Linked DNA regions of Homo sapiens: all the other regions are linked to region 1. A link is a contact called in ENCODE Hi-C or POLR2A ChIA-PET data. All regions are on one chromosome and are shown on one strand. The core of a region is the stretch at or near the end of the contact, and the rest is flanking DNA. Distances in the headings are between cores, read along the strand shown. Region 1 has its middle 68 kb from the start of POU2AF2. Region 2 has its middle 100 kb from the start of ZC3H12C. Region 3 overlaps LINC02732 (long intergenic non-protein coding RNA 2732).

Region 1 (4,093 bases), core at 416-2,915:
GATAACACTTGTGTTAGAATTGTTTGGTGCCAAGTACCTGAAAGCCACTCCAGCAAACTTAAGATCTGAGAGGAGGTGGATATAGAAGTCCCTCATGGAACCAAGGGTAAGAAATGCTGCTGGGCTTCCTCTCCCCTCTCCCTCTTATGAGCTGTGTGGTCTCACATTTCTGCTCCTCTCTCTGTCTAATTATTGTCTATATTTTTTCTCAAAATGACCCTTTCTTCTTTGCATTTACTTGACCTGACTGTAGCTTTAAATCATTCTAGGTGCATGTTCACATTCTGACCCAGCTCTCTGGATCTCCATTCAGAATTGTGGAAGGGGATCTGATGCTTGGGCTAGGTGTCCACTCTTGGTTCAGTTAGCTGTGGCTAAACAGATGGGTATAACTGCCCTGCTCACTGACTACTCGATAGGAATTCTTGATGCAGACTCTCTGAGAAAGGGCACTTGGGATGAGTAGAGGATGAGAGGGATTAATTCATGGAGAAAATGATTTGGGCGCCTTACGTTAGGTTGTTCTTGCATTGCTATAAAGGAATACCTGAGGCTGGGCAGTTTATAAGAAAAGAGGTTTAATTGGCTCATGGTTCTGCAGGATGTACTGGAAGCATAGCACCAGTATCAGCTCCTGGGGGGGCCTCAGGAAGCTTACAGTCATGACAGAAGGCAAAGGGGCAGCAGACATCTCACATGGCAAGACAGACAGCAAGAGAGGGGGCGGGGAGGGGTCACACACTTTTAAACAGCCAGATCTCCAGAACTCAACTCGCTATCTTGAGGACAGTGCCAAGAGGATGGTGCTAAATCATTCATGAGAAATCTGCCCCATGAGCAAATCACCTCCCGCCAGGTCCCACCTCCAACACTGGGGATCACAATTTAACATGAGATTTAAAGGGGAAAACATCCAAACTGTATCACACCTGTAATACAGCAGTGAACATTTTCCCTTGTATATATTGCTAGAATGCCCCTAAATATTAAAAGCAGATTTGTGGCTGGGCGCGGTGGCTCACACCTGTAATCCCAGCACTTTTGGAGGCTAAGACGGGCTGATCACGAGGTCAGGAGAGTGAGACCATCCTGGCCAACATGGTGAAACCCTATCTCTACTAAAAATACAAAAATTAGCTGGGTGTAGTGGTGCGTGCCTGTAGTCCCAGCTACTCAGGAGGCTGAGGCAGGAAAATTGCTTGAACCCAGGAGGCGGACGTTGCAGTGAGCTGAGATCTTACCACTGCACCCTAGCCTGGGTGACAGAGTGAGACTCCATCTCAAAAAAAAAAAAAAAAAAAAAAAAAGAGCAGGAGCAGGTTTGTGTGAATAGGGTTATACTAACATTAATACTCAAACACTGAGGCACAGAAAGGTTAAAACAATAGTCTAAAGTGACCGTGTTATGTAGTAGAGTCAGGATTAAAGCCTAGCACTCTGGCCCCAGAGCCTGTTATCTTAAGCATCTTGGACCAGGTGTGCAGGCAAGAATAAAAACAGGAAGAAGGGTTTGGTCCAGAGAAGGAGCCTATGAAGCAGGGAGGACTTGTGACCTGCTGTGGTTTGAATATACCCCCCAGATTTCATGTGTTGGAAACTTAATCCCCAACACAACAATGTTGAGAGATGGGAGCTTTAAGAACTGATTAAGTCATTAGCCCTAATTAGCCCTTATGGATGGATTAATGTTATTATTGAGGAAGTGGGCTTGTTATTGCAAGAGTAGATTTGTTATAAAGGGGAATTCAGCCTTCTCTTGCTGTCTCTTGTTTTTTTGCACTCTCTTCCCCTTTTGCTTTCCACCACAGGATGATGCAGCAGGAAGGCCCTCACCAGATTCAGGCCACTCACTCAACCTTGCACTTCCTAGCCTACAGACCTGTCAGAAATAAATTTCTTTTCTTTATAAATTACCACATATGTAATATTTTGTTACAGCAGCACACAATGGACTAAGACACCACCTCTCACTTATAACTTTCATATATACATACATATGTACATGCCCTTGTGTGTGCATGCACACACATACACCCACAGACACAATCTGAGCTTTTAATGATATTAAACACCTTCTCTCAAGTATTCTGGGCATCCCTTAAGGGTTCTTACTTGTGCCTGTGGGTCCAGGTTACTCTTATTTTGTCCTCTGTCATGCCAATTAGTGCCCCTTCTCTGGTTCCAGCTTTCTGCATGGGCCTCTGTCCCCAGTTATGCCCAGATCCCTCCTGATTCATCCAGGCCACCACTGCCATCAGCCCCTCCATGGAATGGGGAAGGAAAATGCTTTTTCTTCTGTGTTGCACTTAATTGGGGCAGGATGAACTGCAGTGGATCACATGGTCATAAGGCATTGCAGGGTTTGGTGGAACAGCTCTTTCCATTGTTACATAGGCTCCTTTCTCTCCAGGATCACACATGCCGCCCAGACAGCTAGATTTAACAAAGGCTTTAAGCATAGGTCACCACCTGAAACTCTCTCTTTGTGACCTGCCAGGACTTGTTGCTGATTTCCTCTGCTTGGTGAATTTTCTTTTCGGTTCCTTTCTTCACTGTGGTTTCCATTGCATCTTTGACTCCTACTCGATCATGAATATCTGAGATGTCCGAACCATAGTACTGGCTATTGTTCAAGCTTTTATTCCAATGAAGCTCCTAGTTTCCATGTAAACTAGTGATCGCAAATTGATACTTGATGTGTGTGTGTGCCAGCATGTGTGTGTGCATGTGTGTGTATGCATATGTGTGTGTGTGTGAGAATGCTATTACTAGTGCCACAAGATGGACCTGTACATGTCAATTCAGGCTTCAGAAATATATAACTTGCCAGATAGTGTCTTGGAGATGATTAGGACCTCTAGTTTCTTTATAGTTGGTGAGCAAATCTTTCATACACACCACAGTCCTTTACTGTCCCAAGATTCTTTAGGTCCAGCATTCTTAACCTGGATTTGTGGACCCCAAGTGGGTCCATAAGTGAATACTAGGGAGTCTGTGAGAAATTGCCTGCAAAATGTTATATGCACATGAACTTGTTAGGGGAGATGATCTATAACCTTAATTAGAGGCACAAAGCATCTGGATCCCCAAAAGTTTGAGAGCCAGACATTCAGACTGGCCTTGGCATGTGGGAAGCACTGGATGTGACCTAATCCAGAAAGGTGAAGGGAATAAGGAAACCAACACGCACTGAATGGCTGCTATGAGCCAATGTCCTGACCTGGGTTCTTTATGTGTTTTCTCATTTCATTTTCAAAACTGTTCCGTGTAGCAGTTATGACTCCCATATTCCAGAGGAGAAATGGAAGCTGAGAGGGGTTGAAGGAAGGTCCACAAGGCCACACAGCTGCTAAGTCAGGCAAACATGATTTACACATCTAGGCTTTTGGCCTCTAAATAACTGTGCACTTTCTGTGACATCATGCTGACCCCCGAGAAAAACAAGAAATACCAATTTCCATAGATTTCATAAGCACATTGGTAAATACTGCATTCTATTTTTTCTACAGCCCATACTATATACTAATAGCATGTATTAAATTATATTGCTCACAAAACAAAGTTTTGATCAGATATCCATGGTGTTGCTTTTTTAAAAACACACTTTCGCTATTGCTCATCATGCTTTCTGTCATAATGATATGGTTGTTATTAATAAATACAAGACACTATGTACCTGTAACTCCTTACTCTATCTTAAAGACATAAATAGGGCAGTGTAATGGTTATCAGGGATTTCCTCTCTTTGGCTAATAGGTGGGGTGGTGCAGGAGGCTGAGAAAGTCTTACTCTGTTGGGGTAGGAGGCGGAGACAGGACTCGATTCCAGAGACGGGGCTCAGACACCAGACCAAATTGAGGACTAGTTAAAATGGACTGGGAGGAAGCAGCTTTCCATAATACATGCCCACCAGTGTGCCATGTCAGTTTACCATTGCCATGGCAACACTCAGGAATTACCACCTCTTTCCAAGGCAATGACCCAACAACCCAAAAGAAATTTCCCTAGAAATTTCTGCATAAACCACCCCTTAATCTACATGTAATTAAAAGTCGGTATAAATATGACTGCAAAACTGCCCTGAGCTGCTACC
Region 2 (4,093 bases), core at 773-3,272, 980 kb after region 1:
TCTCTTGGGATTCACGTCACTAAGGTGTATGTGACTGTGACATGAAAGAGAGAGTGTTTATACCGTCATCTTATATCCACATCATAATTCTGGATCAGAACATTGCAAAATCTATATGTGAGACTCCTTTTGAGGCCAAAAGTAATTCTAACCAGGCTGAGGTCAGAGTGTAGAGTTTGTGGACGCACCTTTATTTTGATACAATCTGTACATCATTACATTTCCTCACTGGCATTCCATTCCCCTTCATCACTCAACCATCAACTAACCATGACTAAATGTTAACTTACAAAATGTGCAAAGACATTCAGGGTCATGCCTTTTCAACTGAATGTTGATAATACGAGTGTTCAAGTTGAGTTTTCTTCTTTCTTGCCTGACTTTCCTATTCACTTTCTGTGTCTTCATGCAGGCCCCTGGCTACTGACTTATGGGAAGCTTTAGGATAAGGACATACCTGGTGTTCTGAATGTGTATATCCCCCAAAGTCTGCAATCTCAGCTGGAACTGGATGGACCAGTATTCCATTACCCAGGGCCCTGGCTCATGGTTCTCTCCTCTTCTCAGTTTACTGTTGGATTTCCCTTTCTTGCTATTCTCTTTCTCTCCAGACCCCTCTCAATTGCCTTTCCTAAAGACAGACCTTAGCAAGATGGGCCAGGACTTGGGACTTCGCACAGCACCCTGCAGTCCCAAGCCAGCATCTACTGCACCCCATCTTCAGGACTCTATCCCCCAAACATGCTGGAAGGCATCAGCTTATGAGAACCCACTTTTTTCTGCATGACTAGCTTGTAAGGAAGAATCTATGGACAGGATTTCCAAGAATTTCCCACTTTTTCAAAAAATGTATGTGACTTATATTTGGCTTCAATCCAAGAGCAAACTCAGTGGTGAACAGCTCCATTTCTGTGCACATGTTGGTGGAATCTGCAGAAATCGATGCAACATTTCTTTCCTGTCTGGGCTGTTTGTATAATTGTATATAAATGTAGCAATAAATATATTCTAACATCAGCCTGAGCCTTACTGCGCACTTGATTCTGCATCCTGGTGGTAGGCGGTGAATATTGCTTGCCTGCCCCATCTCAGGTTCCCATCTTCTCTGATTTCAGTTACTTCGGACCTGGCCAGTGTTTGGAGAAAGAGGGTTGAGGAGAGTTCAGTGGCAGAGCTGGGATGTGAAGCAGCATTATTAATTCATAAGATGGCACTAGTCCTGGCACTTTGAGGTGTTTTGAATGTCCAAGGACCGAAGCTTAGAGGATTGGGTGACAGTTTGTGACATGAGTCAGCTGCATTAACAGTCACTCTGGCTGGGCACGGTGGCTCACGTCTGTAATCCCAGCACTTTGGGAGGCTGAGGTGGATGGGTCACGAGGTCAAGAGAGCGAGACCATCCTGGCCAACTTGGTGAAACCCCCCTGGGCATGGTGGTGTGTGCCTGTAATCCCAGCTACTCGGGAGGCTGAGGCAGGAGAATCGCTTGAACCCGGGAGGTGGAGGTTGCAGTGAGCTGAGATCGCACCACTGCGCTCCAGCCTGGACGACAAAGCGAGATCCTGTCTCAAACAAAACAAAACAAAACAAAACAAAACAAAAAACAACCAAAAAAGTCACTCTTACAGCCTTCAAGAGCATGTTGTGCTGTGATTATTTGACAGGTATCTGCTGGGCACGAAGTTACCCCTTAAAGATTTTCTGAAAAACCCCACAAAATATGCCAACATGACATAGGATTTTCCATCTGTCACTGATGTTTTTCAAGGATATTAAGTCTAGTTATTTTAGAGACAACCTCCTCCTACAGGGGACACTAGGCAGATACAATATTGTTTGTCTAATATCAAGGAATATTTATTCCCAAAGTGGTCTCTTGTAATTTATGTGAAATCTTTGGTTATCAGGCACTTTTATAACTTAAAGGATAACCACATAGTTGTGGTTTCTTATCAAATTATGGTTTCTCAGTCCTCTCCTTGATTATAAGTGGAAGTTGGCATAAAATCATTCAGTCATAAGACCTGGGAATGCAAGAAACGAAAAGTTGTAATATCCGGCTGGGTGCAGTGACTCACCCCTGTAATCCCAGCACTTTGGGAGGCTGAGGTGGGCGGATCAGTTGAGGTCAGGAGTTCCAGACCAGCCTGGCCAACATGGCAAAACCCCGTCTCTACTAAAAATACATAAATTAGCTGGGTGTGGTGGCAGGTGCCTGTAGTCCCAGCTGCTCGGGAGACCGAGGCAGGAGAATCGCTTGAACCCGGAAGGCGGAGGTTACTGTGTGTCAGGATTGCGCCACTGCACTCCAGCCTATTGTTACCCTATGGCAGGGGCAAACAGCTCTTGCAAGATTACTTTTTGTGTATTAAAAAATACAGCCTGGAAGAGAATTGAGGAAATCATCTGTCAAGCTCTTTAAAACATTGAACAAGTAACTCTGAAGAGTTGTGCCACATCTGTTCTTACTCTCACCTTTTAATAGATATATCAGGGAACCTGAGGCTCCAGGTCAAAAGATAAAGAGGGCACAGCGTGGGCCGCTGCCTTCAACAGCTAATTCCTGTGCAATGCACTGGGCAAAAACCTTTTCTACATATGGGTTTTTCTAGCCAGGACTGGTGATATGAAGGGACGTTATTATAAAATGTATGGGACAAATTACCAATTGCTTCGGTTTATAATGCAGTAAGAGAGAATCCCAATTAGAGATAATGCTGTATAATCAAAAGTTTGGTTAATGAAGCTGTGAAGGATTGAGAGTTTTCAGCCTGTGGGTGTTAAAACCTGGGCATTTGCTGCGGCTCTGCCACTAATTAGTAGTTGGAATTTGGACACATCACTCCAACTCTCAGGGCCTCCGATTCCTCTGCTGTAAAATGAGGTGTTTGGACTAAATGATTTCTAAGGTTCTTTTTGTTCTTAGAGTGTCTTCTTTGGAAGAGGGAAAGGAGTAGCATAATTTTCATGTTAAAGAGGAAGGTCATTAGATGGCAAAAATGTGCAGTTGAGAGGAGAAAATAGTTTATTCTATTTTGTTTTGTAATTTCAAGATTTATTTTAGATGTAGGGTGTACATGTGTAGGTTTGTTACATGAATTTATTGCATGATGCTGAGGTTTGGGGTATGAATGATCCTGTCACCCGGGTAGTGAGCATACTACCCAATGGGTGGTTTTTCAACCCCTGCCCCCAACCCTCTCTCCCGTCTCTAGTGGTCCCCAGTGTCTGTTGTTCCCATCTTAATGTCCACGTGTACTCAATGTTTAGCTCCCACTTATAAGTGAAAATATGTGGTATTTGGTTTTCTGTTCCTATGTTAATTTGCTTAGGATAATGGCCTCCAGCTGCATTCATGTTGCTGTAAAGGACATGATCTCATTCTTTTTTATGGCTGCATAGTATTCCATGGTGTATATGTACCATATTTTCTTTATCCAGTCCACTGTTGATGGGCACCTAGGTTGATTCCGTATCTTTGCTATTGGGCGTACTGCTGTGGTGAACATGTAAGTGCATGTGTCTCTCTGGTAGAGTGATTTCTTTTCTTTTGAATATATACCCAGTGATGGGATTACTGGGTCAAATGATAGTTCTGTTTTAAGTTCTTTGAGAAATCTCCAAACTGCTTTCCACAGTGGCTGAACTAATTTATATTCCCACCAACAGTGTATAAGAATTCTCTTTCTCCACACCTCACCAGCATCTGCTGTTTTTTTTTTTGACTTTTCAATACTAACCACTCAGCCTACTGTGAGATGGTATCTCATTGTGGTTTTGATTTGCATTTCTCTGGTAATTAGTGATGCGGAACATTTTTTCATATGTTTGTCGTTGCTTGTATCTTCTTTTGAGAAGTGTCTGTTCATGTCCTCTGCCTACTTTTTAATGGAGTTATTTGTTTTTTGCTTCTTGAATGATTTAAATTTTTCAGAGACTCTGAATATTAAACCTTTGTGAGAAGCATAGTTTGAGAATATTTTCTCCCATTCTGCAGATTGTCTGCTTACTCTATTGATAGTTTCTCTTGCTGTGCAGAAGCTCTTTAGTTAAATTAGGTTCCACTTGTCAATTTTTGCTTTTGCTGCAATTG
Region 3 (4,093 bases), core at 903-3,402, 800 kb after region 1:
TGCTCACAGTTCTGGAGGCTGGGAAGTCCAAGATAAAGTGCCAGCAGGTTCAATGTCTGGTAAGGGCTCATTGCACAGAGATGGTACCTCTTGCTGCATTCTCACATGGTAGAAGGGAGCAAACAGCCTCCTTTTAATCTCCTTTACATTATCCCATTTATGAAGGCAGTCTTCATGACTTAATCACTTCCCCCAAAGTCTCCACCTCCATGCTATGACATTGAGGATTAAGTTTCAGCCTATGATTTTGGAAAGCATACCAACATTCAGACCATAGAACCAGCCAATGAGATTGTGGGCTATTCTTCCACCATACTCAATGGGCAAAGACATGGAGTAGGGCAGAGAGCTGGATTTAACCAGGGTTGGAGTTTGGCCAAGTGAGTTTAAAGTACAATTAAAAGGACAAGGGAGTTTGGGATCTATTCAAGAGGGTGACTATGATGGACCATCCAATTTCAGTTGGATAAGGAAGTTGAGGACAGCAAGTCACAGTCACAGTCTGAGCCAATTCTCAGTGGCCAGGGCTATAGAAGGACACAGGCCATAAGAAGATAAGGAGGAACCTTGCACTGCTGGCCTCTGACAGTGAGTAGAACCCAATCTCTCTCTAAGCCAGTGACCCAATTTCCTCTGTCTTAAACAGCTCATAGTACAGCTGGCTCTTTCTCATTCTTCAGGCTGCTGTGAAATCTTCCCTGACTTCCCCAGCATAGGACACAGATCCTCCCTGCTGTTCTTAATAACACACTTTTTTTTTTATTTCTTTCAGGGCTTCTCACCATCTGGTTATTTTATTGATTTGTTTACATGTTTATTGTCTGTTTTTCCCACCAGAATGCAAGCTCCACAAGGCCAGGAATCTTTCCTGTCCAATTCACCACAGCAGCCTCAACCTGGCAGACAGTTCAGCATACAGTAAATATTCAAGAAATATTCATTTAACAAATTAGTTGATATTCTGGGTTGCTTGAAATGCTAAGCACTATACTAAGATTTTTATACACATTTTCTCATTTACCTCTCATCAGTCAAATATTTACTAGGGAAAAGCTGAAGCTTAATGAAGTTATATAATTTGCCAAAGGTCACAGAGCAAAGCCAAAATTTGAAACCCAGTCTTTCTGATTCTGAAATCCCTCTTCTCACCTTTGCAACTTTCATAAACAAATATTTTGTAAACCAAGCAACCATGCCTTATGCTAAGGTTTATACAAGAAAGCCAAAGAAAAAAGGAGGAAGGAGGAGATGCAAGAAAAGTGGCTGTGGCCCTAATTTTTGTTACGGCTATGGCATCTGTTCATGTGCAGACATTCTATAGAGTTCCAAATTAAATCTGCTTTCTGATTCTGGGTTCAAAGTTGGGTTTGGTTTGTTTGTTTGTTTGTTTTTGAGATGGAGTCTCGCTCTGTTGCCCAGGCTAGAGTGCAGTGGCGCCATCTCAGCTCACTGCAACCTCTCCCTCCTGGGTTCAAGCAATTCTGTTTTGTAATCCCAGCACTTTGGGAGGCCGAGGTGGGTGGATCATTTGAGGTCAGGAGTTCGAGACCAGCCTGGCCCACATGGTGAAACCCACCTCCACTAAAAATACAAAAATTAGCCAGGCGTGGTAACCTGCGCCTGTAGTCCCAGCTACTCAGGAGGCTGAAGCAGGAGAATCGCTTGAACCCAGCAGGTGGAGGTTGCAGTGAGCCAAGGTTGCACCACCGTACTCCAGCCTGGATGACAGAGTGACACTCTGTCTCAAACCAAAAAAAAAAAAAAAAAAAAAAAAAATTAAAGAAGGAAAAGATGCAAGATCTTTGTTTAAGAGCCACTACGTTTCCTCCTTATATCTTCTTCTTCTTTTCTTCTTGCTTTGTCAACTTCCTTTCAACACACTGCCTCCTTTCTCCTGAAGTATTTGTTTGGCATCTCCCAAAGTATAAAAGAGTCAAACTTAAAAAGGATACTAGCGGGTATGAAAGCAACAAAACAGAATATACAAAAATCTTGATCACCCATAAAGATCTAGGATATCAGAGAAATGTGTATACATGTGATCAGGAGATAGTGAGTTCAGGAGTAAAGGAGAACAAAACCAAATGATAATGACTCACATGTAAAAGAAAGGGAAGGTTGTGAAATTGTTTGCTACATTAGTACATGGGACAAAAATGTGATTGAAATTGTGTCATTCTTCTAATAACATGAATGTCACAAGTAAAACTAAAACTAGCAAGAGAATGTGAATAAAAGGCCCAGCTTGAAATCTCAAGCTTTCAGAAATAATGTTTTTCTATTTGCATCTCTTAGTACTGCTACAGAAAATGACTCATACATAGAAGGTCCAGAAAGGAACTAAATTACAGTGCTTTAAAACAAAACAATTACCCTGTCGTACTCTCAGTTGTCTTTAAATGAGCAAAAAGAAAGCTGAGATAGAAACCTCCTTATTCACAGCCTACACAGAAGCTCGTATGAAGGCAAATGGCTATTTTTGCCTCGGGGTGTGCCAGAATCAGGGTGAAAACTTGAACCATTTGCATTCTTTCAGGTTCAGTTTGAGGAGTAGCCAGACCTGTCATCCCTGGGAGGTCGGATCAGGGACCTAGCGTGCTTTGTCCTCTTACCACCCACTGCATGAATTGCAGTGACAGGCTTGAAGGCCACCAAGTGTGTCACTCCTTGTAAGACTGGGAAGGGCTGGAAAGAGTGTAAGGGTATCATTCCTTACCACATAGTCTCCCCACTCTTATTTGTCTATAGGAGTAAAGCTAAGTGCCTATGATACTCCTGCTTGGTGCCTGGAGCTGAGGTGTTCTCCTAAGGTAAAGGGTGATCCTGGAGAAGGGGCTTTCCATTCTCCATGCACAGATGGACCTGTCCATCACTCACACCCTCCAGAATCCACAGTGAGCAAAGGCAATTTCTCCAAAATTATATCTATTTTATTTTACTTTCTTTTTTTTTTTTTTTGCATTTTTGCATGTTACAGGAAAATAAATGTGTTTTAATTTTTTTATCTTAAGACCTAATCACTTTTATTTCATATCCAGGGAGAAAAGACAAAATATTTTAAAATTGGCAACCGGGCATGGTGGCTCATGTCTGTACTCCCAGCACTTTGGGAGGCCGAGATGGGCGGATCACTTGAGGTCAGGAATTCAAGACCAGCCTGGCCAACATGGCAAAACCCCATCTCTACTGAAAATACAAAAAAGAAAAAAAAATTAGCCACCTTGGATGTGGGCATCTGTAATCTCCGCTACTCAGGAGGCTAAGGCAGGAGAATCACTTGAACCCGGGAAGTGGATGTTGCAGTGAGCTGAGATTGTGCCACCGTACCCCAGCCTGGGTGACAGAGCAAGATTCCATCTCAAAAAAATAAAATAAAATAATAAAATTAAAAATTGGCATTTGGGATAACAAGGAAGCTCCATTCTGAAATAGATTCCAATTAGATCAAAGATTGAAATGCTAAAAGGAAATTGCAAGGCACTAGAGGAAAACACGGAAAGAACCCCCATTAAATATTGTAGACTGACCATATGCTTTCATCTTCTCTCCCTGTCGTAGGCTAAATAATGGCTCCCAAAGATGTGTCTACATCCTAATCTCCAGAATCTGTGAATGTTACTTTATGTGGCAAGTACGTGGCAGATGTAATTAAGTCAAGGATCTTTGGATGGTTATCCTGAATTATCTGGGTGGGCCCTAAATACAATCACAAGTGTCCTTATAGGAGAGAGGCTGAAGGAGATTTGGTACCAACAGAAGAGGAGGAGGAAATTGTGATCATGCAGAAACTGGAGTGATGGAGTCACAAGCCAAGGAATGCCAGCAGCCACCAGAAGCCGAAAGAGGCCCTGCCAACACCTTGATTTAGGCCTAATGAAACTGAGTTTAGATTTCTGGACCCCAGAACTGTGAAAGAATAAATTTCTGTTGTGTTAAGCCCCTAATTTTGTGGTAATGTGTCACAGCAGCCCTTGGAACCTAATACACTCCCCAAGCCATCACAATGACGGTTAAGGGAAGTAAAACGATAAAATTCATAAAGATAAAGAGAATAACAGAAAAGGATTTCAATAAGTGTTTGGAAGATGGAAAA

The links. A loop is a pair of places that touch in the nucleus more often than their neighbours do. ChIA-PET counts read pairs that join two places held with the same protein, here RNA polymerase II (POLR2A). Pooled maps may share reads with other maps.
Region 2: a pooled map shows a loop between it and region 1 (4-fold over the local background). The contact joins two enhancer-like sites. A Hi-C loop is called at or near these places in 1 of 37 single-sample maps with no recorded cell type and 2 of 50 pooled maps. POLR2A ChIA-PET finds 5 or more read pairs at or near these places in 2 of 52 experiments (A673 and B cell).
Region 3: a loop to region 1 is called in a pooled map, with 4 times the contacts of the local background. The contact joins two enhancer-like sites. A Hi-C loop is called at or near these places in 2 of 37 single-sample maps with no recorded cell type and 3 of 50 pooled maps.

Annotation. Positions count from the first base shown.
Region 1 is chr11:111,175,188-111,179,280 of GRCh38, reverse strand. No RefSeq gene overlaps it. Among named protein-coding and RNA genes, the nearest start is that of POU2AF2, 68 kb to the left of the region's middle. RefSeq lists an enhancer at 1,309-1,378. Within about 2 kb of position 1,665, at least 4 of the 41 ENCODE cell types and tissues checked have a DNase peak (open chromatin) inside an H3K27ac peak, as active enhancers do.
Region 2 is chr11:110,192,485-110,196,577 of GRCh38, reverse strand. It overlaps a transcript of RDX not described here. Among named protein-coding and RNA genes, the nearest start is that of ZC3H12C, 100 kb to the right of the region's middle. RefSeq lists an enhancer at 3,553-3,662. Within about 2 kb of position 2,022, at least 6 of the 41 ENCODE cell types and tissues checked have a DNase peak (open chromatin) inside an H3K27ac peak, as active enhancers do.
Region 3 is chr11:110,371,635-110,375,727 of GRCh38, reverse strand. All of the region lies in intron 2 of LINC02732 (long intergenic non-protein coding RNA 2732), which reads right to left. LOC107984385 (a long non-coding RNA gene) reads left to right here. Exons shown (of 2, transcript XR_007062885.1): 2 at 3,559-3,944. Among named protein-coding and RNA genes, the nearest start is that of LINC02732, 19 kb to the right of the region's middle. Within about 2 kb of position 2,152, at least 3 of the 41 ENCODE cell types and tissues checked have a DNase peak (open chromatin) inside an H3K27ac peak, as active enhancers do.